7 separate regions of the Homo sapiens genome follow, and regions 2, 3, 4, 5, 6 and 7 are each linked to region 1. The links are chromatin loops, found by intact Hi-C in ENCODE. Cell type or tissue: PC-9. All regions are shown on one strand.

Region 1 (4,000 bases):
AGGTTGCATGCTCCTTACGAAAATCTAATTCCTAATGATCTGCCACTGTCTCCCATCACCTCCAGATGGGACCATCTAGTTGCAGGAAAACAAGCTCAGGGCTCTTACTGATTCTACATTATGGTGAGTCATGTATTTCATTATATATTACAATGTAACAATAATAGAAATAAAGTGCACAATAAATGTAATGCACTTGCTTCATCCCCAAACCATCTCCCCTACTCCTCCTAGGTCTGTGGAAAAATTGTCTTCCATGAAACTCGTCCCTGGTGCCAAAATTTTGGGGACCACTGCTGTAGCTCAACAACATAAAGCCAATCACTAATCAATGTTATTTCTGCAAACCAATGAGAATTCCTGTCAAATAGCTTTGTATCAGTCCACTCCTTGCTCACTTTTTGTCTTTAAAAACCTGCCTGAATGGATGCAGCTGGAGACAATTATTCTAAGTGAATTAACACAGGAACAGAATACCAAATACCGCACGTTCTCACTTATAAGTGAGAGCTAAACATTAGGCACACAGGGACATAAAGCTGGGAACAACACACATTGGGGACTATTAGAGTGGGGAGAGAAGGAAAGGGGCAAAGACTGAAAAACCACCTATTGGGTACCATGGTCGCTACCTGGCTGATGGCATCATTTGTACCCCAAACTTCAGCATCATGCAATATAGCCATGTAACAAACATGCACATGTAACCCCCTGAATCTAAAATAAAAGTTGAAATTATTTTTTAAAAAGCCTGCTCGCAACAAAGGCTGGATGCGGCACTCCCCAAAGCAACTTGGAAGTGTGTCCTGAGCAGCTGGCCTCATGTTGGCTCAAGTAAAGTCTTCAAAATTATGAATATATTTTGTGCCTCATCTTCTTCCTTTGGGGTCAGCATTTTTGGTGCCATGAGAAGGATTCAGAATAACCCCCTTGGCTCTACTATCTGACTTACCTCCCAGACTCAGCGCCTGGCCAGCTCTGGGAACCTCTTGTATTCTGACTTTGAGAGAAATTGTTGAATGTAAGGTATGAGTCCTGCTGAGATCTGGGCCTTTCCCATTTTTTGGTTGAAGGTCTAGATTTTGCCTGAGCTATGTTTTCCGATCCTCCCTTACTAGAATGGGAGTTTTCCATCTGTGCCTAATGGGCAGGAGATTTGGGTTCCAGAAAAGAAAAAGGGTAGGGGGAACAGCGTTTTTTCACCTCTGCCTTGGGGAAGGGAGGTCTGGGTCCAGGCATTGGCAATTTGACATTGGTGGTTTTGCTTTACATAGCACGCTTTTAAAATTGCAGCTGCTTCCTATTGTTTGAAATTCAGACTTGGATGTTTCATCTGTGACCAATTCCTATTAGTTCTAAACTGAAAAGTGCATGAGAGTGAGTTCTCTTGCTATGGAGAAAGGGCAGTTGCTCACTTTGACCAATTGGAGTGCTCTAGGTGACTGGAGACTTTGCAGAGTTTGCAGAGTCTCTGCAGACTTTGCAGAGGTGTCAAGGCTGTTGTCTAGGATATAAAGGACGCTCGTAGGGTATTCCTCACCACAAGAACGTTTTTTAGGGACTCGATCATCTGCATGGGCATAAAATACGGGACTGATCGCTCATACCTTTAGCACTCTGGTGCCACCTGGTGGTTAGAGGCATTCTGAGACAACGTAAGAGAGCAACTCATGACTTTTGGGTGACACCTAGAGGAGCAGTGCTCGTAAGCACCACACTTCCACCCAAACACATCCTGGGCCTTGGTCATTTTTAAGAAGTTCCTAAGTTACGGGAAATCAAGCTTGAAAATCTGAGCGCTCTTTTAAGGGACAACCATTGTTAGAAACACCATCTGGTTTTATGTACAACACTTATGAGACATCCTCTTGTAAATATCTAGGAAAACGGACCCATATAGCCCAGGATGATCATCAACAATGGCCAAAATGTGGGTCTTTTGAAATGCCCAAAATGATTCATTTGTGTGCACAATAGAGAAAAAAGCTGGTTTTAGAACATGAAATAGGATAATTACTTCCAATGGCACCTAGAGTTTTTTTAAGATAAATTCTGAGAAAATTGCCTCAATCCAAGAGGTAAACAAAAAGATCCTAAATCTATTTCTGAATTTAAAAAGACTTTGAAGCCCTCCTCCCTTCCACTTCCAGCTGTTTCTCCTCATCCTACCCCTGCACCTTTATATCCTCTCTTATCTCAAGTCCCCTGTCCTGCCCTTCCTTCCCTCCCACTACCACCTTAGGAAATTCCCTAGAACTTGAACCCCCTCCCTGAAACCCCATTTTGGCAGCCCCTTTTCAGGTAAAACCACAGCAAGAGGTGAGACCACTATTATGTATACCCCTTGGACAAAAACTGAACTGAAGAATATTATAAAAGACTTCCCTGACCTGCTCCAAGATCCCATAGGGTTTGCAGAACAATCTGCTTTAATTGTCCAGACTTATAAGCCCAGATATTCTGACCTTTATCAATTAGTTCACATGCTGGTATGAGAAGGCAGGGCCACTGAATGGCAAAAAAGGCAATCTGGAAAAATCCCTCAGAGGATTTGGAAAAACAAACAGAAGCTGACCATGAGAAGATCCACACTTTAGCCAAGTCTCTCTGTGATGCCATTTCCTGGGTCTTTCCTCAAATGTAGAGTGGAAGATAATTCAACAATATACTCAAAGGCCAGATGAATTTGTGCTTAATTATTTTGAACAGTTAAAAAAAAAACCTTTTAACAATATTCTGGAATGGAATGCCTGATGCTAGCCTCCAAGATCACCTATAATCGTGCCACTGTACTCTGGCCTGGGCAACAGAACAAGTCCTTGTCTCAAAAAAAAAAAAAGAAAAAAAAAGCCAACAAGTCTCCAACCTCTTGGAAGCAGTCCCCAACTGAAATCTCATAAAAATATAAAAATTCCTGGTCATGCCAAATTAGATACTCCAGAGAGCAAAGGCAATCATTTCACTGACAATGCCGCTAAGAATGCAGTCCTGAAGGTTACATCAGACAATAGATACCTTGAAATGTCCTTACAGACTTATTACCCATTTAAAACTTTGGCCAAGCATGGTGGCTCACATCTGTAATCCCAGCTACTTGGGAGGCTGAGGCATGAGAATCTTTTGAACTAGGGAGGCGGAGGTTGCAGTGAGCTGAGATTGTGCCACTGCACTCCAGCCTGAGTGACAAAGCGAGACCCTGTCTCAAAAACAAAAACAACAAAAAACCCCAGCCCCCCTGCCAAACAAACAAACAAGAACTTTATTAGAAGCAGCACAAACAGGAGCTCTCAAGAAGGAAATCGACCTCAGGAAAGATAAAGGAACCAAGTTTTCCCCAGAAACAGGCTTATGATGTGGACTTAATGATAGACCAATCTTTCCCTTAGGGCTTCAATTACCCTTTAAATGATGTGTTTATGAGCTGACTCATTGGAATCCAGATGAAACGACAGCTTGGGGAAAGCAATATTATTGGAAACCATCCCCTCTTGTTTATTCTTGCTGATGGTTTGTCCCAAACATAATCCTGGAAAACTCCTTCATAGGTTACAGGGACATTTTCCTTTACCTTTAGGACCCTTTGATATATGGCAATTGGACTTTATCCAGCTGCCCCTGTCTCAGGGTTATAGATATGTTCTGGTGCTAATTTATGTGTTTTCTCATTGGGATGAAACCTGCCCGTGCCAATGAGCCATGGTCCAAGTAGTAAGAAAATTGTTATTAGAAAAGATAATTCCTTCATGGGGAGTTTCATCTGAGCTCCAGAACGGCCAAGAAACACATTTTACTGGTCAAGTAATTCAATCCATTTGCAACATTTGGCCTATATTCCAATTGTGCTTTTAACCCCCAATCCTCTGGACTGGTGAAACACACCAATGGTATAATAAAAACTCAATGGCCAAACTAATTGAAGTTTTTAACCTCTCCTGGCCAAAGGCTGTCTCATTAGTTCTGCTCAGCCTGTGATCCACACCATTTGGAAAACACCAGCTCT
Region 2 (4,000 bases), 290 kb after region 1:
GATTCTTTTCGCCTTCAATACACTTAATGATTTAACTCCACCCTCCTTCAAAAGAAACAGCATTTCCTACTTTTATACTGTCTATATGATTGATTTGCACAGCTCATCTGGCCAGAAGAGCTGAGACATCCGTTCCCCTACAAGAAACTCTCCCCGGTAAGTAACCTCTCAGCTGCTTGGCCTGTTAGTTAGCTTCTGAGATGAGTAAAAGACTTTACAGGAAACCCATAGAAGACATTTGGCAAACACCAAGTGCTCATACAATTATCTTAAAATATAATCTTTAAGATAAGGAAAGGGTCACAGTTTGGAATGAGTTTCAGACGGTTATAACATCAAAGATACAAAACATGATTGTGAGTGAAAGACTTTAAAGGGAGCAATAGTATTTTAATAACTAACAATCCTTACCTCTCAAAAGAAAGATTTGCAGAGAGATGAGTCTTAGCTGAAATCTTGAAATCTTATCTTCTGCTAAGGAGAACTAAACCCTCTCCAGTGAGATGCCTTCTGAATATGTGCCCACAAGAAGTTGTGTCTAAGTCTGGTTCTCTTTTTTCTTTTTCCTCCAGACAAGAGGGAAGCCTAAAAATGGTCAAAATTAATATTAAATTACAAACGCCAAATAAAATTTTCCTCTAATATATCAGTTTCATGGCACAGTTAGTATATAATTCTTTATGGTTCAAAATTAAAAATGAGCTTTTCTAGGGGCTTCTCTCAGCTGCCTAGTCTAAGGTGCAGGGAGTTTGAGACTCACAGGGTTTAATAAGAGAAAATTCTCAGCTAGAGCAGCTGAACTTAAATAGACTAGGCAAGACAGCTGGTTATAAGACTAAACTACCCAGAATGCATGACATTCATCTGTGGTGGCAGACGAAACATTTTTTATTATATTATTTCTTGGGTATGTATGACAACTCTTAATTGTGGCAACTCAGAAACTACAAACACAAACTTCACAGAAAATGTGAGGATTTTACAATTGGCTGTTGTCATCTATGACCTTCCCTGGGACTTGGGCACCCGGCCATTTCACTCTGACTACATCATGTCACCAAACATCTGATGGTCTTGCCTTTTAATTCTCTTTTCGAGGACTGAGAGGGAGGGTAGCATGGTAGTTAAGAGTGCAGGCTTCCCGCATTCAAAATCGGTTGCTTACTAGCTGTGTGGCTTTGAGCAAGTTACTCACCCTCTCTGTGCTTCAAGGTCCTTGTCTGCAAAATGTGAAAAATATTTCCTGCCTCATAAGGTTGCCCTAAGGATTAAATGAATGAATGGGTATGATGCTTAGAACAGTGATTGGCATCCAGTATGTGCCCTCGAGGCCTCTTAATTATTACTGGCTTGCTCATAGTGCATGTTCTTTGTGGGCTAACTCTAGCGTCAATAAAAATGTTAAGACTGAGTTGCAGCCGGGCATGGTGGCTCATGCCTGTAATCCCAGCATTCTAGGAGGCTGAGGCAGGAGGATCGCTTGAGCCCAGGAGTTCGAGACCAGCCTGGGCAACATAGTGTGATCTTGTATCTATAAAAATAAACAAAATTAGCTTGGTGTGGTGGCGCCTGTAGTCCCCAGCCACTTGGAGGGGTGAGGTGAGAGGATTGCTTGAGCCCGGGATGGTCCAGGCTGCAGTGAGCCATGATCGTGCCACTGCACTCCAGCCTGGGCGACAGAGTGAGACCCTGTCTCACAACAACAACAACAACAACAAAAAGGCTGAGCTGCACCATGCTTGACCCAGTTTCTTAAAATTGTTGTCAAAGCTTCATTCACTCCATGGTGCTATAGAGCACAAGATTTTATTTGGTGAGATGGTGCTTTCATGAATTCCCCCAACAGAGCCAAGCTCTCCATCTAGTGGACAGGGAAGCTAGCAGCAAACCTTCCCTTCACTACAAAACTTCATTGCTTGGCCAAAAAGAGAGTTAATTCAATGTAGACATCTATGTAGGCAATTAAAAACCTATTGATGTATAAAACAGTTTGCATTCATGGAGGGCAACTAAATACATTCTAGGACTTTATAAAAGATCACTTTTTATTTATGCACAGGGTGGAACAAGATGGATTATCAAGTGTCAAGTCCAATCTATGACATCAATTATTATACATCGGAGCCCTGCCAAAAAATCAATGTGAAGCAAATCGCAGCCCGCCTCCTGCCTCCGCTCTACTCACTGGTGTTCATCTTTGGTTTTGTGGGCAACATGCTGGTCATCCTCATCCTGATAAACTGCAAAAGGCTGAAGAGCATGACTGACATCTACCTGCTCAACCTGGCCATCTCTGACCTGTTTTTCCTTCTTACTGTCCCCTTCTGGGCTCACTATGCTGCCGCCCAGTGGGACTTTGGAAATACAATGTGTCAACTCTTGACAGGGCTCTATTTTATAGGCTTCTTCTCTGGAATCTTCTTCATCATCCTCCTGACAATCGATAGGTACCTGGCTGTCGTCCATGCTGTGTTTGCTTTAAAAGCCAGGACGGTCACCTTTGGGGTGGTGACAAGTGTGATCACTTGGGTGGTGGCTGTGTTTGCGTCTCTCCCAGGAATCATCTTTACCAGATCTCAAAAAGAAGGTCTTCATTACACCTGCAGCTCTCATTTTCCATACAGTCAGTATCAATTCTGGAAGAATTTCCAGACATTAAAGATAGTCATCTTGGGGCTGGTCCTGCCGCTGCTTGTCATGGTCATCTGCTACTCGGGAATCCTAAAAACTCTGCTTCGGTGTCGAAATGAGAAGAAGAGGCACAGGGCTGTGAGGCTTATCTTCACCATCATGATTGTTTATTTTCTCTTCTGGGCTCCCTACAACATTGTCCTTCTCCTGAACACCTTCCAGGAATTCTTTGGCCTGAATAATTGCAGTAGCTCTAACAGGTTGGACCAAGCTATGCAGGTGACAGAGACTCTTGGGATGACGCACTGCTGCATCAACCCCATCATCTATGCCTTTGTCGGGGAGAAGTTCAGAAACTACCTCTTAGTCTTCTTCCAAAAGCACATTGCCAAACGCTTCTGCAAATGCTGTTCTATTTTCCAGCAAGAGGCTCCCGAGCGAGCAAGCTCAGTTTACACCCGATCCACTGGGGAGCAGGAAATATCTGTGGGCTTGTGACACGGACTCAAGTGGGCTGGTGACCCAGTCAGAGTTGTGCACATGGCTTAGTTTTCATACACAGCCTGGGCTGGGGGTGGGGTGGGAGAGGTCTTTTTTAAAAGGAAGTTACTGTTATAGAGGGTCTAAGATTCATCCATTTATTTGGCATCTGTTTAAAGTAGATTAGATCTTTTAAGCCCATCAATTATAGAAAGCCAAATCAAAATATGTTGATGAAAAATAGCAACCTTTTTATCTCCCCTTCACATGCATCAAGTTATTGACAAACTCTCCCTTCACTCCGAAAGTTCCTTATGTATATTTAAAAGAAAGCCTCAGAGAATTGCTGATTCTTGAGTTTAGTGATCTGAACAGAAATACCAAAATTATTTCAGAAATGTACAACTTTTTACCTAGTACAAGGCAACATATAGGTTGTAAATGTGTTTAAAACAGGTCTTTGTCTTGCTATGGGGAGAAAAGACATGAATATGATTAGTAAAGAAATGACACTTTTCATGTGTGATTTCCCCTCCAAGGTATGGTTAATAAGTTTCACTGACTTAGAACCAGGCGAGAGACTTGTGGCCTGGGAGAGCTGGGGAAGCTTCTTAAATGAGAAGGAATTTGAGTTGGATCATCTATTGCTGGCAAAGACAGAAGCCTCACTGCAAGCACTGCATGGGCAAGCTTGGCTGTAGAAGGAGACAGAGCTGGTTGGGAAGACATGGGGAGGAAGGACAAGGCTAGATCATGAAGAACCTTGACGGCATTGCTCCGTCTAAGTCATGAGCTGAGCAGGGAGATCCTGGTTGGTGTTGCAGAAGGTTTACTCTGTGGCCAAAGGAGGGTCAGGAAGGATGAGCATTTAGGGCAAGGAGACCACCAA
Region 3 (4,000 bases), 320 kb before region 1:
TGGTCACGAGCTGGCCCTGAAAGGAGAGACTGAGTGTCAGCAGAGAGCACCTGCTGAGCACTGCCCCTGGGCCTCAGGGCCCATCCGTGATGGGGAGGTGATGTGACGTGGGCAGAGAGCATGTGGGGCCGGTGTCCTCACTCCTGGGGCCACGGGCTCTGCAATTCACTAGCAAATGTGCCAGGAGCCTAACTGCCCTCACCTTCTTTTTCTTCCATAAACTAGGAATAATAGTAACTACTTGAACCAGTGGGTGTAGAGCTATTGTTTGGAGCTACCCATAATGAATAACCATGGTAATAATCAAGCACCTTATGTCTAAGGCAACTTTCAGGGAACCTAAACTGTAGGCGACTACTCTTAGCCTGGAATGGGACTTTCCCGTGAAGGTAGCAACGTTCTCTGTCAGTGCTGTCTGCTGCGGTAGGCGCGGAGGAGAGCGCTGCTCAGGAGGCAGGAGCTGGCGCCTTTGCAGCGGGAGTTTTTCTCAGCTTCCGGGGGACAGGTGGATGGGGAAGCTCTGGAGGAGTGCCTTCCTCTCGCCCCACTGAAGCACATACCTAAAAGCTCAAAGCCCAGCTCCTCCGTGCTGGACTATTTCTAAAATACCTCAGTGATATTTCCATGTCGTGACAAATAACCTACCCACACCATGGAAATAGTCCCCTGGTTTCGGAAAATGAATGGCCCATGCTTTTCAGTGGCCATGGGGGCCCAGCGCCAGCCCTACGGAGACAGTAGATACCTGGGAGGCGTCCCAGGCTTGATACTTCAGGGTCCCCGTGAGGATGTAGTCGCTCAGGTAGAAGACAAAGAGGCTGACAATCAGCAGTGGGCTTACGCCAGCCCACATCACCTTCCAGTACCAGCTCACAGCTCGGCCGGTCATGGCCTTAAGGTCACTTTCAAATCTATTTGGAAAACAGGGAGAGAAAGTCTGGATTAACCAGGCTGCGGAGGTCAGGGCGTCCAGCTTGCCTGTCCCTATTCACAAAGGAACATTCTGTTCTAGGTGGTAAAGGATGTCTGAGCTTGGCCACTGGGCTCCTCTGTGACACCTTCTTGAGAGACGAGTGCTGCGGTGGGGAGGGGAGAAGGGCTGAGGCTGCCCAGAAGGGATGACGGAGCAAGCAACCCGCAGAGAGTGGACATCAGAAGACGCCTTCCTAATGCCAGCCTTCAGATGAAGGCTGCTGGCATAGCCCAGAGGGCAGCCTCCAGGAATGGTGGGCACAGGCAGCAGGGGATGGACATTTGTCAGGCTGGTCATCAATGACAGGGACTTCTTGGGCGGCTTTGCCCACCCCCCTACCCAGCCCGCCCCTGTCAATCAGTGACTCCCTTTCCCAGTAGAAACACCACGGAGCAGAATCACTTGGTCCATTGAAACCAGAGCAGGTTTTCTGGGACAGAGGAAGAGCCAACCTCGGACTGAAGGACCGTAGCCCTGGCCTGCTGGAGCTGGTCTAGAGTGGCCAGGGCAGTGAGTCCCAAAGGCGTTGCCCACAGCCACCATCACCACCTCCATCATGCCTGTAGCTCTCTTTTCCCTCTTCTTTACTTTTAAACCTACGGTTAGCAGCAGCACAACAGCAGCCAGTTTCTCATCGACTTGACAAACTAAGTACGTGTGTTTTTGAATACACGTACACAGTATAAAAAGTATCTTTGGCATTTTGGGAGATGTTGGCCCAACGAAACTCCCCATTTCACACAGGAGGAACCAAGGCCCAGGGCTGCGATGCCTTCTTCCTTAGGGCTTGGTAAAGACCAGGCCCAGAACCTGGGTTGGCCTCCTGCCTCCAGCCCAGAGCCTTTAAACCTGCTCCCTACAGCGGAAGAGGCAGCCTTGGCGGGAGGGGCTGGGGTGGTGTGGGTGTGACGTCACCAGCTGCAGCCACAGCCCCTCCCTCCCTGGGACCTGCTGCATGTCCTGGGTGTCCATGCGAGGCTGTGTGGCGACCACCACCTGCCCTTTGCTGCTGCTGACGTAGTTGGACTCTAGGCTGCAGGCCATGAAGGCTCATGTATGTGACACGAAAACCTGGGGCTTTCAAAATCAGACAGGTGAAAAAGTGTTGGGGGTCCTCTTGTCCCTTCACACCCCCATAACCCCCCCCCCTTTCCTGGATGGAGAAAGTTGGGAAGAGCTGGCTGCAGAAAAGCCCCAGGACACTGTTGCTGGGTGGTCACTAGATGGCGGTGTCACCTGAGCAAGCCGAAGCACTCCCCTCCTGCCACTTACATGGTCAGTCCACCTACGACATCTCCAAGGCACGTTTGTTTCTGCCTCTGTCTCCCTTCACCAGCCCCTTTTTGATGGACTTGTGCCCCTCACCCATCTAGTGACCTCCAGCGGGCCCTAGGTTCTGTTCCTCTCTCCCAACCTTCTCTTTTTATCCTGAAACACTCACCCTCTCAGTGACCAATCTCTTTCTCCCTCTAGACTGGCATTTCCTAGGTGACCAGGGATTTTCCCAATTTTAGTACTGAAAGTTCCACGTCCCAGAAAACCCCTCAATCCTGGGGAAACAGGGAGAGTTGGTCCCCTTAACACTAGTGTCCTCAAAATGTTAGTAGCTAAGGGTGGGAGTCGGGTGAGAGGAGGGTGAAAAGGCATTCCTTGACCAAGTAAGTCTGGAAATGCTGCAATTCTAACCCTCTCTTTGGGATCCACAACTGTCTTTAAGATTCTGAGAAGTCCTACGGGAAAGACATCAATTTGGCTTTGTTTAACTTATGTCCTGATGGATCATGGGAGATCCCTCAGCATGGCACGGGACCCTGGCCTTTCCGGGGACACAGCAGGGATTGCTGCTTCAGGGATGCCTGCCTCCCAGAGTGTTGTCAATGTCTCCCTCCCCACCCTGAACCAGCACAGAGGATCAAAAAGACTGGGGAAGAGGGCAGAAAACAACGTGGCACAGCCTCCTCGCCCAAACCGCACCCACTAGAGCAGCGCTGCCCAAACTGTGATGTGCCTCAGGCCCCCTGGACATAGTGTGAAGATACAGGATCTGATTCAGCAGGATGGGGTGGGCCCGAGCTTCTGCAGTCCCAACGAGCGCCTTGTTGCTGCTGCTCCCGCTCTAGGGACCACACTTGAGGTAGCAAAGCTCTCTAGGCCAGTGGTTCTCAAAGTGTGGGTGCCAGACTCATCTGGGAACCTGCTAGAAATGTGAATTCTTGGCCCTCCCCTGGCCTGCCTGATCAGAACCCTGGGGGTGAGTCTCACAGCTGTGTTTGACCAGCCCAAGGGACTCTGAGGCACACTCGAGTTTGAAGGTTGCTCTAGACCAGTGGCTCTTGCCCCAGCTGCACATTCCATCACCTGGGGAGAACTAAAACATTCCAGTCCCGTGCTGTGCACTGGGATTGAGAACCTCACTGACTAAATTTTGAATCTGCCAAATTTTCTAAGGTCTAAGTTATCAACTGGACTTTGGTCAGGGTTCTTGGAAAATACTGATGTTGGCCGATGATCAGAGCATCCAGTGCCTGGAGGCACAATTCCCTGCCCCAGTAAGCTGTGGGGGTCCAGCAGGGTCAACCCTAAAACAGCCTATGATACAAAGCAAAAGTACAGGGAATAGAGAAAAAGATATTCACTGAAGCAAACTGAGCATGGAATAGAGGCAGAGCATAAGCTGAGATCTGCGGGCAAAGAACAAACGTTGAGTCATGATGCGAAGCTTAAAGAAGAGGTGAAGATGTGCATCAAGAAACAGCTGTTTTCCTTGAGGGGCGTGGCCTCTGTGGCTGTGTTTTCCCTATGCAAATGAGGGTCCTGGGCCTCCTCACCTCCTCAGCCCGTACACGTAGCACACGGCAATCGTCTCCACCAGCACGATGAGCAGCAGGGACAGTGTGGCCGCGTAGTCGTTGAATATGTCAAACCAGTAGTTCCCAGCCTCCATCGTGAACACCATGCCAATGGCACAGTTGACAAGGCACACCAGACCTGGGGGCCACAAGACCAGCTGCTCACCTGCCCGAGACC
Region 4 (4,000 bases), 570 kb before region 1:
TTATCCCCCACCCCTGCTGCTGGTAGGTTTATTCATCCACTGAAACAAGCTTGATTGAGTTCAAGGCAATTAACATTACTGAGCATCTGTTAGGAACTGGAGACTGAGAGTGGCCTTTAAGGATTTTCAAGGCCAGGAGCAGTGGCTCATGCCTGTAATCCCAGCATTTTGGGAGGCCGAGGCAGGAGGATTGCTTGAGCTCAGGAGTTCAAGACCAGCCTGGGCAACATAGTGAGACTTCATCTCTACCAAAAATACAAAAAATTAGCTGGGTGTGGTAGTGCGCGCCTGTGGTCCCAGCTGCTTGCAGGGGTAAGGTGGGAATATCACTTGAGCCCAGGAGACTGAGGCTGCAGTGAGCTGTGATTGTGCCACTGCACCCCAGCCTGGGTGACAGAACAAGACCCTGTCTCAAAAAAAAATCATCCTCCTACTCCTCACAGGAGAAAGACAGGCAAGCAGCTTACCTAAATACACAATAAAATGTAATAGCTGCTAGATACAATTACAGGCACTACACAGGATGCATCAGGAAGGAAAAAACAACTAATTCTAATTCTGACCAGGAGATACCTTCTCAGTGGAGATGGCATTTGAGTTGAGCCAGGAAGGAGGACTAGAGTTTTGATAACAGTTTGGGAAATGGCGTGAGTAAAGACGTGGAAGCACATGCAGGCAACATTTGAAAGAGCAGAGGGAGTGGCAGGGGACAGGGAGAAGTCCTGGATGGCTATGCGGAGGAATTTGGACTTGATTGGGAGGAGGAGCTCTTCAAATATGACTGCACTCTTTCTTTTCCTCCCTCACAGCTCTGAGAGTTGTCAGGCATTGGTTTGGTTCAGTGATCGTAAACAGGCTGGCTCCCCAAGGGCAGAGATTGCTTTGCCCAACATTATATCCCCAGTGCCTAGCTCAGTGCCAGGCACATAGCAAGCACTCAAGAAATACCAAAGAAATAAGTGATACATTTCACATAATAACTCTGTGCTTTCTGATTATATGGTACGAAGAAGAATTCAGAGACTCGTTCTGAGCACCAGGAGTGCTGCTGTCGATGAATGGTGTCTGGGTGGTTGTAGGCAAGGGCACTGGGGATAGTTGGCTAGGTTTTGCCATCCCTGCTCTAGATGATCCATCTGAGATGGCCCCTGCTGCACTGCAACCCTCAGAGAAGACAGTCCAGAAGAGCTTCAACTGTCAAGTTTCATTGTTGGAAGCTTTCAGACATTAGGATATATTCATGTAACTAGCAGGTCTTGGTGTGGGTGCACTGCTGAGGACCTGCCTGCCAGTTCTGGGGAAAGCCTCCCATGTGGACATCCCCTGAGAGCTCTCACTAAGAAATGGCTACAAGCGGGTTAGAAACAGGCAGATGAAATAATAGTGTTAGCAGTCAGGCTATAGGGGCCCATAGTGAGGAGACAGTGCCTAGAAGCGGATGGAAGGTTGATTTCACGTTCTGCTAATTGGGCTGAATGCCAGTTACACAAGTGTGTTTTATATTGTGAAGATTCATCATTATACCGCTAGGACTTACACTTTTCAATATGTGTGCTATACCTCAACAGTTTACCTTAAAAAAAAAAAAGTTATAAAAGACGAGGCAAAAGTTGCAGCCTTAGGCTGAACAGCTGGGGTTAGTCAGTTTTTCGCAGGTTGCAATTCTGTCCGTTCTCGGAAGGTGGCAGTGTTGTGCCACTTGATAAAATACAAGACCTAAGAATAGGATTCCTTGGATTCCCAGCCCCTTCTTGAGGCTTAATGCTGCTGATTTTTTTTTTTTTTTTTTTTTTTGGAGACAGAGTCTCGCTCTGTCTCCCAGGCTGGGGTGCAGTGGCGTGATCTCGGCCCACTGCAACCTCCGCTTCCTGGGCTCAAGCAACCCCTGCCTCAGCCTCCCAAGCAGCGGGGACTACAGGTGCGCGCCCCCACACCTGGCCAACTTTTTGTATTTTAGTAGAGACGGGGTTTCACCATGTTGCCCAGGCCAGTCTCAAACTTTGAGCTCAGGCAATCCACCTGCCTCGGCCTCCCAAAGCGCTAGGATTACAAGCGTGAGCCACCGCGCCTGGCCAATGCTGCTGATTTTGATCATCCTACCTATCTTTATCTTTGAATCCAGATCATTCTCTCCTAACTTTTGCCCTAAAAACACCTTTAAAAATTTACCTTGAGCAACCAAAGCCATGTACTGGTGATGTTTGTGGGGAACATCACTGGATCTCCAGGAAATGAGTGCTCCTACCTGATACCCTGAACACGAAATACTTAACGTGTGTTATCAGCAGATATCGCCATGAATCATTCTTTGAGTTTGGAATAGGTCTTGCTGAAATGCCTCAAAATTGAATCAGGCAGATTCTTAAGAATAAACAACTGCAAATTTGCAATAATTTCAGTATGAAGGTCAACCTGTTCTTATCCTCTTATGAGAAAAAGTTTATATGTCACTATTTACCCAGTAAGGGTATAACTAAAACTACTTTTTAAAACAGGTACTATAAATAAGTTATAATCAATTCATATTTCAGAACACTAGGTAACTTTTTAAAAAGTGAGATAGATCTATATGAACTGCCATGGAGAAATCCATTCATATCATTAAGTGAAATACCATAAAGTATACATAAGGTATAATCCCACTTATATAAATCCCCAAAAATCTATAAAAACCATATGTGGATAGGTACACATTTATGTATACAAAGGCATTGAAAAATGTCTCCAGACTTTTCCAGGGATATATACCAAACTATTAATAAGAACTGCCTCCTGAAAGGGACATAGGCCTAGAAAGGAGTGGTAGTGTTTGGATTTGAACAGAAGGTTTATAGTCATATATGACTTGTATGGTTTAAAACTTTTTTTAGGCCAGGTGGGGTGGCTCACACCTGTAATCCCAGTACTTTGGGGGGCCGAGGCAGGTGGATCACGCCCAGCCTGAATTTATTTTCTTATCACTTATTTCTAAGGAGCCATTTGTTTAAGCTGGGTTTATAAGTGGCCTTGGTCAGCCCGCCTGCTTTTATGAGGGGCAGCTACTTCTGCCCATCCGAGGGAAGGTCTGCGTTGCTGTTTTCTCAATGCCTCATGTCCCACTCCTCCTGTTTTCTTTTCCTGTCATCTTTCCTCAGGGAGCCTTTTCATAAGCTGCTGGCCCAAGGCCTTATCAAGGGGCAGACATTCCGCCTACCATCTGGACAGTATCTACAGAGAGAGGAAGTGGATCTCACAGGTAAGAATGGCCCATCTGGTCCCATCCAGGTACTCCCAGAGAGCCAAGGCCAGGCCTGAGAGCTACTGAGCAAGCAGGCATCTGCCTCTAGAGTGGGGAGGATGCAGGAGAGAGACCCGCTGGCTGTGAGGTCTCTAAGCCTCAGCTCCCTCTGGGCCTGCGCCCCCTGAAGCCTGGTCCTGGACTGGCCGTCTGCTCCTCTGCTGCAGCCCCCTTCAGCCAAAGTGCCACCTCAGCTTCTGGCAGGGTTTTCATTTGTATGTAACAGAGTCAACTCAGGCATGACCTCCTATCCCAGACCATCTTTGAAAGCCCACCTCAGGGATAGAGCCCCCAGGCCCAAGACACATTCTTCCAGAACTGGGGTACTCCCAGTGTTTCTCCCAACATGTTCTAGTGGCACATTTCAGAACCTTGGGGGGCAGCACTCGGTTTACTCGTAGCACCCCAGAGCAGCCCCCTCTTAGCATTTCCCAGTAAAACACCTCCCCCTGATTCCCCGAACTTCCCTCCTGTCCCAGCTCTCCCAAGCCTTTTCCTTCCACTCTGCATTTTCACCCTTTACCCTTTACATTTCACCCTTCATTTTCACCCTGAGGATCACAAGATCTTCAGGTGCCATGGTGAGGATGTATCACGTGCACCCAGCACACACGTGGAATATATGACATGTTAGAAAATGGGTAGGGGCAAGGTGTGGTAGCTCACGCCTGTAATCCCAGCACTTTGGGAGGCCAAGGCAGGTGGATCACCTGAGGTCAGGAG
Region 5 (4,000 bases), 140 kb before region 1:
TCCGCAGTCTTGGAGTCACAGGCAGCCAAATCCAGATGCATGGGGGATCCTTTAATCATAGAGGCCATGACAGAGACCCTGGCAGATTTTGTGGGTAGAGGGAGGGCTGCAGGGGCCAGGGCCAAGCAGGTGGACAAGGAGAAGACAATAGGGCTACAGCAGTTTCCCTGGAGCAGCTGTAGGGAAGATACCTCCTGCTATAGGAAGGGTGAGCAGAAACACAAATCAACCACTCTCCTAGCCCACGCCAGCAGAGCTGTTGCCACAGGACCAAGGTACCAGCACCACTGGGTCCTGCCTTCTCAGTGCCAGTGCACAACTAGAGAAGCCTCTGGCCTATCCCTGGGGCACAAGAACAGGCACCCAGGGGAGATTTTTAACACCTTCTGAATTACGGATCCTTAGAACATTTTGGCAAATTGAAGTCCCTGCACTTCACTGATGGGGACACAGAGGCCCAGGCAGTTCCTCAGAGGCAGAACTGGAGCCAGAACTAGATACCCTGACTGCAACTTAGTGTTTTCCCTGTGGGGTTCCAGGTCCAGCTCAGCCAGGGACTTATACAATCTCAGGTGCCTCAGAGCCCAACCAGCTCCACTCCCCAGTTCTGCCAAAGAGGAAACCTAGGTCCAGAAAAGAAAAAATGGCTTTGCCCTCATGTGAAGGCATCAATGAGGAAGATCTCCCATGCAGTGTGGCTTCTTTCTAAATTGCTGAAACAATCTGTGCTCTTCCAGGAGCTGAATGCCACCAGCCCTGAGCAAGTGGGGCTCCCTCTAGCTGGAGGTCTCTGTGGCCCCCAAGGGCAGGGGACATGGTATGACTGTAGTGGGGTCCATTGTGGTTCCAGCTTCAGCACTGTGACTGTGTGACTCACGGTGAGCTCTTTCCTCCTGAGACCCCAGTTTTCCTTCTCTAAATGGAAGCAAATGTAACCAGATGGACTCTGGGTTCTGATGGCTTGAAAAGGCTGTAAGTTTTAAAGGACTCAGAGATAGCATTGTGTGAGCCCACTGGCTCAGAAAGAAGTGGGCTTGCTCTGGTCAGCAGCTTCCTGCCCACAGCCTCCGCTGCTCTTCTCAGGGAAGGTGCAGGAAGAACGCAGGCTGCAGCACCTGCTGCCACCAGGGGCATGTCTTGTCACTCTGGCATTTCTTTTTCTTCCTGGCCCCAACCCCCTCTCTGTCTTCCTCCTTGCCTAACACCTCCTTCTTTTTGCTTTCCAGCCGCTGGTTTCCAGGCCCGCACCCTCACCTCGGGACAAACAGAAACAGGGAACATCAGTGCAAGAAGCTGCTCAAGGAGCCAGCTTGTGCGGCCACCCACTTGACAGCAGGGAAGCACAAGTCCAGAGGAGACAGGCCAGGGTCACTCAGGCCTGCTTTTGTTTGCTTTCATCCTTGTCCAAGGCGTAAATACCATAAATGAGATAAAGAAATAACACAGAATGAGAGAGACACTGAAAGCTGTACTTGGTTCTCCCAATTTTCCCGCATTCAGGATAAAAGATGTCCTAATCTATAATTTCCTCTCTTCCTCCATCACCCTCCTCCCTGACCACAGTGATGACAGACAACGCCTGATTACCTGCAAGCAGATGATTCACAGAGCAGGTTTCCCAGACCCTTGCTGGCCCCGACAGACGCCCTGCATGAGTGAGGTAGGAATGGGATAGGTGGGTGATGCAGTCTCAAAGGTGACAATTAGGGCAGAGGGCTTTCTTTTCAATAGGTTTTCAAACTGTAGGTCATGACCCATTTAGTGGGCTGTGAATCAGTTTAGGAGGTTATGACCAACATTAAAAGAGAAATAGAATAAAACAGAAAATACAATAGTATATTGCATGTTGTGAGGATAAGTATTTATGAGGCTCTTGGGGTTTTTTGTTGTTGTTGTTTGTTTTTGAGATGGAGTTTTGCTCTGTTGCCAGGCTGGAGTGCCATGGCACGATCTTGGCTTACTGCAACATCCGACTCCCTGGTTCAAGCGATTTTCCTGCCTCAGCCTCCCGAATAGCTGGGATTACAGGCACATACCACCACACCCAGCTAATTTTTGTATTTTTAGTAGATACGGGGTTTCACCATGTTGGCCAGGATGGTCTCAAACTCCTGACCACATGATTGGCCCACCTCGGCCTCCCAAAGTGCTGGGATTACAGGCGTGAGCCACTGAGGCCAGCCTCGAGGCTCTTGTTTTGACCATATGTATACACACATGCAAACTAGGTAGCCGTGCAAAATGTATTTCTTACCATGAGATGTTGTAGGAAATGTTCAAGCAACTCAGAGGATGTCAAGGGATGTAAGAGCTTGAGAAAGGACAGCAACCAAAGCATGACCACTAGAGGGCACCCCACCTCCTACTACAGCTGCTTCCTTTCCTTGCTATTGAGGCAGCCTCAGCAAAGATACCAGATACTCACTGCCCACGCGGCTTTCCTCCTCCCCTTGCTCTGGTCATGGCAGCCTACTGCTAGCTTGGCTGATGGCATGCCACCCTTTCCTTCCGAGTTTCTGTCTGCAGCCTGTGGTCAGTTGAGTGAATATCTCTTGAGCACATGTTCTAGTCCGTCAACTTGTCTGTCCCTTTGTGGGTGCCATCCTGGCATTCCTGGGCAGCCTGCTGTGCACACAGCCCATGCCCAGTGAATATCTACATTATTTGTCTCAGGGTAAGGTTTTCTTCTGTCCCAAATGCTCCCAAAGGAGGACATACCCAAGGCTCCACATTAGAAGCGAGTCAGAATAAAGTGGTGAGCACAAATCAGGCAGCCCCTGGCACTGTAGTCCTGGAGTCCACACCTCTCTGAGTCATGGTGGAGCCCCTTCAGCTTGGTGTCTACAAATGGGAGTCTATAGTCCTTCCCTGTCACGACTCAAATGGCCTCAGCCTGTTTGTTATGTAATTACTGCACAACTTTAATCCTGCAGACTGCCTGCAGTACAGATCTGCTTGTTTAGAAACTAGCTGAGGGAGGAACAGATGCCTGGAAAATCCCTATGGCCCAAGGTGCCTTGCTGCCAATCTTCCCCAGAGGGTGCCATCTCCCCTCAGCCTCGCTAAGCCCCGCAGAGTGAGAAGTGTTGTTTTCCTGATTACACAGGCTCCCATCGTCCCTCTGGTCAGCCTCCATTTGTGAACAGTCTCCTGTGAAATGGAGATGTCTTCAGTTTAGAACTGCACTCTTCAATACAGTAGCCACTAGCCATATGTGGCTATATAAACTTAAATTCATCAGATAAATTTAACTAAAAATGTGGCTGCCTGGTGGCATTAGCCACATTTCAAGTGCTCAATTCAAGTGGCACTAGCCACCTGGACTGGTGGCCACTGTGTTGGGCAGTGCAGGTACAGCACAGGTCTCTCACAGCAGAAGGCTCCACTGACCAGTGCAGGTTTGGAAGGTTGGGCTGAACCACACCACACACATCATATTCACTCTGTGATCTGGGGGCATCTTTAAATTTTGCTATCAAATTATTATTATTGTATTAACTTGATTTTACTTTGCTAATCCATTGCTTATAAATTCCTAGTGTTAGAGTAGGTAGCTAGGCAGACATGAGCAGGGCAGGAGAGGGCCCCCCTCCCCCAGGAATGTCAGGTGACCATCAAGTAATGGTCAGGCAATTGTTAAGCTGTCTCTCTAAAATAACTGGTTGCAGCCAGAGCCAGAGAAAGAGTCTCCCAATAGATAGAAAACATCTGAAGCTGGTAATCAGCAGCTTCCTGACAAGATCTCAGGAGTTGGGCGAGTGGGCTCAAGCACGCACACTAAGAGGCAAAATGGCAGTTTAACCGGTATGTGACCTTCCTCTAGAAACGACTGATAAGGGAAAAACACCTCAAATGAGCATGCATACACCTCCAGTAAACAGTCTGAGCATGCAGCTCCTCCCAAGTGCTGGCAAGCCACCATGCCTGCGGACAGCCTGCTCCAAGGGAAGAGTCGGGGGAGAAGAAACATAAACCCTGGAACCATGCCAATGTATAAAAC
Region 6 (4,000 bases), 1.0 Mb before region 1:
ACGGTGGTTTGCTGCACCTATCAACCCATCATCTAGGTTTTAAGCCCCGCATGCCTTAGGTATTTGTCCTAATTCTCTCCCTCCTGACAGAACACTTTTGACCTTTACCTTAGAAGCTCAAGGACTAAGTGACACTGCTATAACAAAACTCCTTTCAGTCTCACCAACTTACTTATCTGAACAAAGTTTCTCAACATTAACAACTCTAAAAGTGAAAAATAGGAATCTTATTGATGCTGAATCCTGCTGTATTCTGCTAGATATGTGAGCCAATTTTTAAGAACTCTATTCATCTGATTAAGAGTAGTGTTTAATTGTGTTTATAAAAATATGTCATAGACCTGTTCTGATTTGATCAATTGTGCTAATGGTAATTGTGTTAGGGGAATGCTAGAAAACTAAGTTGCAGGGGCACTGGCCTAAGCCCTTTCTTGGAGAACAGTGCTGCCCTCGGCATCTGTGAGGATGGCCAAGCAGGAGGAGGTGGTTTCTGGGAAGGATCCTTCTGTCAGCTCTTGGCCTTCACTAGTGTGTGGGAGCCATGTGCACAGACCTGGCTGAGTCTTGCTCTCTTCTCCTCACTCCACCACCTCTGCTGTGCCTGTTCCTGTTCCTCCTTTCCCTTCTGGTCATTCCTTCACCCTTCCTCACCCCAGCCCATCCCGGCCAAGGGGAGGAAGAGCTGGAAGGAGGCAGTACAGATGGAGACCCTCCGTGTGAAGAAAGGGGTGCATGGGAGACCTGAGGCTGGTCCTGGCAGTTCTGGCTGTGGGACCCTGGAGAAGGCCTGTGGGGCATCTTGGCCCCCAGTTTCTTCATCCGCAAAATGAAGTTTGGATTAGATGATCTCTAAGACTCCTGAGTTCAAGATTCTACCCACTGTTCTCAGGAAAGTTTTTGTAGAATCCTTTCCAGATAAGAAAGCTATTTTGTAGAATGGAAATGGTGGCTGTTTCCTCTGCCCATCAAGGCTCATCCCCTTCACTGACTGTCTCATTTTCTGCAGTGACTATTGGCCATTGCTATCTCTTGAATCCCAAATGTGTACACGTTCAGATGCCTGGTAGACACCACCACCTAGAAGCCCTTAGGCACCTATGTCAACATGTCCAAAAGGGAACTCAGGGTCTTTCCACTCAAATCTGCTCCTCTTCCTGAGTTTACCATCTCTGTGAAGATCCTCACCTGCCCAGTTACCCAAACGCCAAACCTGTGGGGCATCAAAGGTGACTTAGTGTCTGTCTTGAGACACTTGAGATCCAAGTAATTACCAGGACTCTATGATTTTTGCTTCCCAAAGAACTCTCTGATCTGTTCCCTCTCCTCCAATTCCATTGCTGTGGGGCTCAAGTCTCCTGCTTGAACCATTGCAAATAACAGTCTTACTGTTTCCGTAACTCCCCCAGGTCTCTCCCACCCACCATAAACCATGACCTTTGCTGCATAAGCACTAGTTGTATGGGAGAGAAAGGCTGGTTCAGGCCTCGGTTGGAGCTGGCCCATGGAAAGCAATCTTCTCTTCCATGCGCAAACATGCACATCTTTGCCTCATCCGAAAACACTGCTCTGCTGATGTGGCCCTAATGCCTTAGACCCCCAGGTGACACTTTTTCCTTTGATTTTGGCTTTGCACAGATAAAAAGGAGATATTAATAAAAACAAAACTAACAATGTTTGCACTGACCCCAAAGCCCCTCGCCATGAGCTGGGCAACATTTAATATTCATAAACCTAGCAGGGAGGTATTACTAAACTTATTTCATAATTGAGGAAAATGAGGTATAAAGATAACTTTTGTGAGAACATTTAGTGATGGGCCTGGAATTTCAGCACAGGTCTGTTGCGTTCCAAAGCCCACATGCCATCTGCTATATAAATCAAGTCCTTCCTGGATCTTGAAGAAAGTTTTAAGATTTTCTTGATGTGATTGTGAAAGATGTGTAAAGGAGAGTTGATAGTGATGTGTATTGATGTGTATTTGTGATTGGTGGTACAGCCTCCTGTAAAAACACATTTTCCACTCAGATTTTTTAGGGCTATTCTGAGGCCTAATGGTAAGCTCTAGCTCACCTGCTTTTCATGGGTGACTCATCTATGAGCATGGTTTATGAATCTTTCAAGCTGAAAATCATGGCACAACCCACAAAACAACTAACCTTTTTCTCCACTAGAAGGCACTGTTGTTTCATGCAATGTGAGAACACAGCCAGGGGAGAAACATCAATGCAATCTTTATTTTTTTATTTTTATTTTTTTTGAGACCGAGTCTCACTCTGTCGCCCAGGCTGGAGTGCAGTGATGTGATCTCGGCTCAATTCAACCTCTGTCTCCTGGCTTCAAGTGATTCTCCTGCCTCAGCCTCCCTAGTAGTGGGGATTACAGGCGTGCTCCACCATGCTTGGCTAATTTTTGTATTTTTAGTAGAGACAGGGTTTCACCATGTTGTCTTGAACTCCTGACCTCAGGTGATCCATCCACCTCGGCCTCCTAAAATGCTGGGATTACAGGCATGAACCACAGTGTCTGGCCCAATGCAATCTTTAGAAGAAGAAACTGAGGTACAGGGAGGCTAAATGACCAGCCATGGTCACACACCTTGCTAGAGAATGAGCCCAGGAGTCTCACTTTTTTAGTAGGAAGTAGCTTTTTGCAAACCATTTCTCCAAGTCAACACCTGGTAAGTATTGAGTGCCTACTATGCACCAAGCACTCTGCCTGGAGCCTGCTCTTGAGTTGTTGTTTACCACCTGACAGGACACTCGGCATTTTTAAGAGCTCAAAGACAAATGGATGGAGCTGCTTTTGAGAGTAGCTCTCCTGGTTTGCACTGTTGAGAAAATTGGACAATAAGGTAGGAAAATGCTTTTTGGATGAGGACAGGCAAGCCACACAGCTAGGCCAAAGGCAAATTAGGAAACTAGGGCTTCCTCTAACCTCTAGGGTTTTCTTAAACCAGGTTGTCAGTGGCAGTGACACTAGGTCAGAAAGAAACTCTAGATTTAGATTCCAGCTCTGCCACCTTCTAGTCTTGTGGCCTTGGAGAAGTCACACTGTTTGAACTGTGGTTTCTTCATCTGCATGATTTGAAATGGGAGGAGCAGCAGAGCCAAGTTCACAGACATGAAAGCTGAAGACAAGTTTCTTAGCCTCTCAAGTCAGCCATGGCTGGTTTATCTGTGGTTACTGTATCACTTCAAATCACCTATGAATGATTCTCTCCAAGGCCATTAGTGAAGGCAGCAGAGAAGGGCCTGGAGTCCACATCTGTTTAGCTACCAGATACTCTGCTTCCACGAGCCAGGCTAGCTTTCTATGATGAGAGATGTGCACGGGGAGGTGAAGAACAGATCATCCACTGGGAACCACAGTGACCCAGGCTTAGGATCACTCTTTCTGAGGCTGTTTTCCCATCTGGCAGGTGGGCTTATTCCCTCCCTCACGCTGCTGTTGTGGACTACACCTGTGTAAAGGCTCTGCCCTGCTGCTTGGCACACAATTATGAAGATTGTGGAACAATGGTACCGATGAAAAAGCTTTGGAAACGAAACTCCCCTACATAAGAGATAACAAAAAGCATGACTTTACCTGGGTAGGAAAAAACCACAGTGAGCTCAGCTGTGACCTAGTTCCTTATTATACAAGAAAGACAATTCTCTAGGGAAGATAGTCTGGCAATGCAGTTGGCTCTGAACTAATAAGGATCTGGCCAAATTGAAAGTTAGGTCAGTGGTTCTCAGGCCATGCCAGACAGTAAAATCACCTGAAGTACTTTCTAGAAAACCCAATACCCTGGCTACACTCTAGACTGGTTAAATCAGAATCTCTGGGGAGCAGAATCAGGCACTGGTAGTGTTTAAAGCTCCCCAGGTGATTCCAAGATGTAGTGGTTGGGAACCAGACTTATGTGAAGCCAGCTGCCTCCTAGGTTAGGCTTTTGGAAAAAAACTCATCAGCCCTAGAATATCTCTTCCCATTTCTTGAGTCTTCCTCAAGAAATTCC
Region 7 (4,000 bases), 360 kb after region 1:
GCTGGAAGATTATCTTCCATCATCTGCAACCACCTGTAATTTTGTTCCCACTAACTCCCAAGGAGTCTCCAGACCAAGGCTCACATGGGGATGAATGAAGGCCTCTACTTCCTTTTTCATAAAGGGAGGCTTCATTTGCATATGTTCACCCAGTTTGTAGCATCATCCACAGTTTCCAATAGGCATGCATGATCTCATGTGGGCAGACAGTGTGTTTCTGTGGTTGACTAGAGGAAGCCAGGGAGACATTTGCTACTGAGCATGGCTAGTATCTGTGTGTGTGAGAGTGAGTGTGTGTGTGTGTGTGAGAGAAAGAGAGAGAGTGTGTGTGTATGAATTTCGTTTCAAAATCCATATGACACCTACAGATGTTATCATGTTGTCTATTGAGATAAAGAATTTTGGAGTTCTTTTAATCACAAATATGGAAAATGTTATAAAACCTTCCCAAAGGCAAATCTGAACACTAAGATGTGTTGTGATGCCAAAGACTCTGCTTTGAAGGAGAAAAGGAAACACCTTCACCTACCATCAGTGTTCTGCAAGACAGTGACATCTTTCACAAATGCAACGTCTCCAGCATTCTCAGCCAGGCACCTAAAATGTTCCAGAAAATATACACATAATTACAGAAGAGAAACTAGTGGGGCTTTCATAAATATTTGTAATATGCATTCCAAAAACTGAAATATGGAAGTAAACATCTAAAAGACAACTATTTCTAGGAATTTACTGTTTACAGCGGCAGATTGAACACAGGTGTACCTGCCCTCCTTTTAAAACCCTATATAAAAGACATTACAAAACCAAGAAATCTAAAGATATGCGACCCAGGAAACAGGCAATCTAACATGAAGTAAGACAAAGGAAAGCACCAAAATAATGGTCAACAGGACCCCCAGGACCACAGATGTGCAGGCGGCCTACACAGCAACCAGTCCAAACTGCAGCAGGAAGATGGATGCCTTCTGGAGCAGCACTTCCAAGTAAATGATGAAACTGTGATAGCACCCAGAGAGAGAGAGAGAGAGAGAGAGAGAGAGAGAGAGTGTGTGTGTGTGTGTGTGTGTGTGTGTGTGTGTGTGTGTGTGTGTGTGTGTGTATGCATGTTGTTAGGAGATTTACATTACTGGCAGACAGTTTGGGGATGAGATAGTGATGTGTTTTTTTAAGTGCAGAAAATTAAGCAAATAAGAAAAGACATTTATGAACTCCAGAGTAAACAAAAAGTTTGTACAATAAGGGAAATATAATATGAGAATAACGCTTACACAGTCATAAGTACTGAATATGACATTAGCGTGTTGGGTGCTGAAGAGAGTTGAAGTCTGTGGTTGTGTGGTGGAAAAGGTGCTGGGGGCAGTGTGAGAGGCTAGATCTTCTTCTATACTACAGAGTCAGCAGAAAGTTAAAAATTAAGAACCAGCATTATAAGGATGATAGAAATAAAGGGGTATGACACTGGTTTCAGCTTTTAATGATTTTGCTATAAATTTCCCCAATCTAGATTCTAGATATAATTTAAACAAAAGACAAGGGATTTTCTTCCAGTATAATTAGGAATATTAAAATGTGGGTGTTTCCAGTGAACTAATACCTTGCTGCAGGTCTGAAAAAAAAAAAAAGAGGAGCACATGCTTCTTTCGGGCTCTTATGAGACATGTGTTCAGCATTTCTGAGTAGAATCACATTTCCATTTGCAAATCCTTAGTCCCTTAAAGATATTTTTATACATTCACAAAACATTTTTTTTTGTTTTGGGTCTTTTTTTATGAGCCACTTATATAGCAAAAGCTACTTTTCTGTCATTCCATTACTGGAACAAGGCTGTTGAATTTATATTAAAAAGTTCAGACACCCTCAGACACATGACGCCATCTGGTCGTGAAATGTACTCTTGGCAAATGGAGGAAAAGGAACAGGGGAAGATCCTCTCTGCACCCTTCACACTGGTAAATAGTGCCCCTGAGAAGCAACACCCGGATGAATGGTGCTGTAAAACGTGGGGTGTGGTTACAAGTCACTAAGTGGTTATAACTTATGAATTCTGAAAACTTGTTTTTTGGCTTATTTTTCACTTCGTTACTGGAGAATAACACTGCAATTCTGCCATCTCTTTGCCATTTCTAAGGCCAAAGTCAGAGAAAAAGGGAAACCTAAGCCATAGTCATGACCTAGGTGAGAAGAAAAGGGGCGGCGATGGGAAAGAGAATTCTTCCCCATAAATGGAATTGTAGGAAGCACTTAGGATACCACACTCTACCCATTTGATTTTCAGGACGAGGCTATTGAGGCCTACTGCTGTTGATCTTGGCTCAAAGCCACAGGGAGAAGCACTGCGGAGCTGAGGTCAGACAGCCCTGGTGCCAGCCTCCACTCTCTGGGGCGGTGGGTGTGGTGGGGACAGCCCTCACTGGGGCCACCCATGAGCTGACCCACAGGATGACCCCCACTCTGCTGTGACAGGTCACATCTGGCTCCTTAGAACTGCAATGCTGACATGCTGAGGGATGAGGTAAGTCCCCATCCTGATGGAGCTCAGTCACAGACTCACCGGAAAGCCCCAGTGTAGCCGTAGTATCTCTCGTTGCTGTTGGGCACGCACTTATTCTCACCCTGCTCGTCGCCAATACACAGAGCACAGAGATTAGATCTCGGGTCAGACCCAGGGGCACAGCTTTGACTGAAATATTCATCTGGAGAGAAGGAACACGGGGAGTCAGCTCTTCAAACCTGAGTCCACACAAGCAACCTTTACCTAACAGCCGATGCAGGGTGGTTTCAGTTCATTAGACTTCCCAGGACAGCAATCTAGATAGAACACACTCACCATCACAAAGCAACATGTTGTCACCAACATAGGACCCACCAGAAAAGCTTCATTCAGACTGTAGGCACAGATGGACACCCAACTAAGGCTGGGGATGAGAGCTGTGGCTGCCTGGAGGGTCCCGTCATCACAGCCTTGAGCTGGGGACTCAGCTCATGACCGTGATGGCTGTGTGCAGCAGAGCCTGTGAGTTGCCTAGTCCAGGATCTGATTTTGTTTTTATCAGTAATGGAAACCCTGCTTTGTATCTGGGTGCTTGGCCCTTTGGTATAAAGACTAGACTTATCAGACTCCCTGGGGCTCATATGGCCATATGGGTAGCTATAGGCCAGTGAAATATCAGCAGGAGTGTTGGGCGCCAGCTTCTCAGAAACATCCTTGAAAGACAATTGGTACATGCCTTTTGCCCTTTCTTCTCCTTCTCTTTCTTCATCCTGCACATAGAATGCAGAAGCAGGGACTGGACTTAGAGATGCAATGTGGGCCATGAGGTGACCTTGAGCATGAAAGCCACACAAATGGCAGAGTAGCCAAATGATTAAAGCCCAGGTTCCAGACCCCATATTGTCTTCATACCAGCCCTAGGCAAACCACCTCTGGACTACATGACACAGAAATTAACTTCTGTCTTGTTTAAGCCTCTACTATTTCAGGAGTTTTCTGTTCCTTGCAGCTGAACCTGATCTGAATTCGTTCATTGTGTGATTTAACCCAAGAAAGAATAAACAAAGGTGACAAGAAAGCTCTGCCCCACTGAGCAAACGTCACCCATTATCAGACTCCCACTGCTGCTGGAAGAGCCACACTATGTGTCAACCTCAGGAAAAGCTGGGAGTTCCCATTCCATCCTGGCAGTTTCCCTACAGCTCAGAGGCTGCCATGGAGCTGGTGAGGAGCAGAGCCACGTGAAAGCTGCCTGCCCCGGCCAGGATCAAAAACCCATGCAGTGGAGCCCCTGCCCTAGGAGACGCCCATACAAGAAGGGAGTCACATTGAGGATGTGCTACACACCATGCCACGGGGCCCACAGCAGGCAGGGTGTGGCTGATGCTGACTAGGATGAGTGTGGGGTGTGGTGGGGAGAGAAAACTGCAGAAGCAGGTGGAGCCAGGCTCTTGAGGTCTTATTCAGGCTCCGTTGCAGTGTAGAGTAAGCGTCAGTTTTGCTTAG

Evidence for each region. A loop is a pair of places that touch in the nucleus more often than their neighbours do. Peaks named below come from ENCODE experiments on the same cell type or tissue, not always from the same donor. Only the 100,000 strongest peaks of a DNase experiment are listed, where the experiment ranks them.
Region 2: it touches region 1 in a loop (7-fold over the local background); 61 of 110 quality-filtered maps call a loop at or near these places.
Region 3: it touches region 1 in a loop (16-fold over the local background); 79 of 110 quality-filtered maps call a loop at or near these places.
Region 4: a loop joins it to region 1, with 12 times the contacts of the local background. A loop is called at or near these places in 16 of 110 quality-filtered maps.
Region 5: it touches region 1 in a loop (11-fold over the local background); 109 of 110 quality-filtered maps call a loop at or near these places.
Region 6: it touches region 1 in a loop (5-fold over the local background); 13 of 110 quality-filtered maps call a loop at or near these places.
Region 7: a loop joins it to region 1, with 12 times the contacts of the local background. A loop is called at or near these places in 12 of 110 quality-filtered maps.

The regions. Positions count from the first base shown.
Region 1 is chr3:46,077,359-46,081,358 of GRCh38, forward strand. It overlaps a transcript of XCR1 not described here. Among named protein-coding and RNA genes, the nearest start is that of XCR1, 52 kb to the left of the region's middle. In PC-9, CTCF peaks have their summits at 1,613 (motif pointing left) and 1,812; DNase peaks (open chromatin) are centred at 1,633, 2,973 and 3,393; H3K27ac peaks cover 1,695 bases.
Region 2 is chr3:46,370,833-46,374,832 of GRCh38, forward strand. CCR5 (C-C motif chemokine receptor 5) reads left to right here and starts at 114. Exons shown (of 2, transcript NM_001394783.1): 1 at 114-156; 2 at 2,060-4,000. The coding sequence starts at 2,071. The coding sequence ends at 3,129. It overlaps CCR5AS (CCR5 antisense RNA), which reads right to left. Exons shown (of 4, transcript NR_125406.2): 3 at 412-585. In PC-9, CTCF peaks have their summits at 1,836 (motif pointing left) and 2,035; no DNase peak of the experiment used is centred here.
Region 3 is chr3:45,759,112-45,763,111 of GRCh38, forward strand. It overlaps SLC6A20 (solute carrier family 6 member 20), which reads right to left. Exons shown (of 11, transcript NM_020208.4): 9 at 3,802-3,961; 10 at 746-911; 11 at 1-16. Among named protein-coding and RNA genes, the nearest start is that of SLC6A20, 35 kb to the right of the region's middle. In PC-9, CTCF peaks have their summits at 2,185 (motif pointing right) and 2,384; no DNase peak of the experiment used is centred here.
Region 4 is chr3:45,510,001-45,514,000 of GRCh38, forward strand. It overlaps LARS2 (leucyl-tRNA synthetase 2, mitochondrial), which reads left to right. Exons shown (of 22, transcript NM_015340.4): 16 at 3,135-3,235. Among named protein-coding and RNA genes, the nearest start is that of LARS2-AS1, 2.5 kb to the left of the region's middle. In PC-9, a CTCF peak has its summit at 1,654; a DNase peak (open chromatin) is centred at 1,721.
Region 5 is chr3:45,936,609-45,940,608 of GRCh38, forward strand. The region is part of intron 14 of FYCO1 (FYVE and coiled-coil domain autophagy adaptor 1); the gene reads right to left. Among named protein-coding and RNA genes, the nearest start is that of CXCR6, 4.9 kb to the right of the region's middle. RefSeq lists an enhancer at 937-2,136. In PC-9, CTCF peaks have their summits at 2,349 (motif pointing right) and 2,551; a DNase peak (open chromatin) is centred at 2,363.
Region 6 is chr3:45,038,733-45,042,732 of GRCh38, forward strand. No RefSeq gene overlaps it. Among named protein-coding and RNA genes, the nearest start is that of CLEC3B, 14 kb to the left of the region's middle. RefSeq lists a silencer at 2,010-2,129. In PC-9, CTCF peaks have their summits at 2,170 (motif pointing right) and 2,373; a DNase peak (open chromatin) is centred at 2,129; H3K27ac peaks cover 1,479 bases.
Region 7 is chr3:46,440,887-46,444,886 of GRCh38, forward strand. It overlaps LTF (lactotransferrin), which reads right to left. Exons shown (of 17, transcript NM_002343.6): 13 at 2,555-2,696; 14 at 530-597. Among named protein-coding and RNA genes, the nearest start is that of LINC02009, 19 kb to the left of the region's middle. RefSeq lists an enhancer at 1,930-2,431. In PC-9, CTCF peaks have their summits at 1,918 and 2,118; a DNase peak (open chromatin) is centred at 1,875.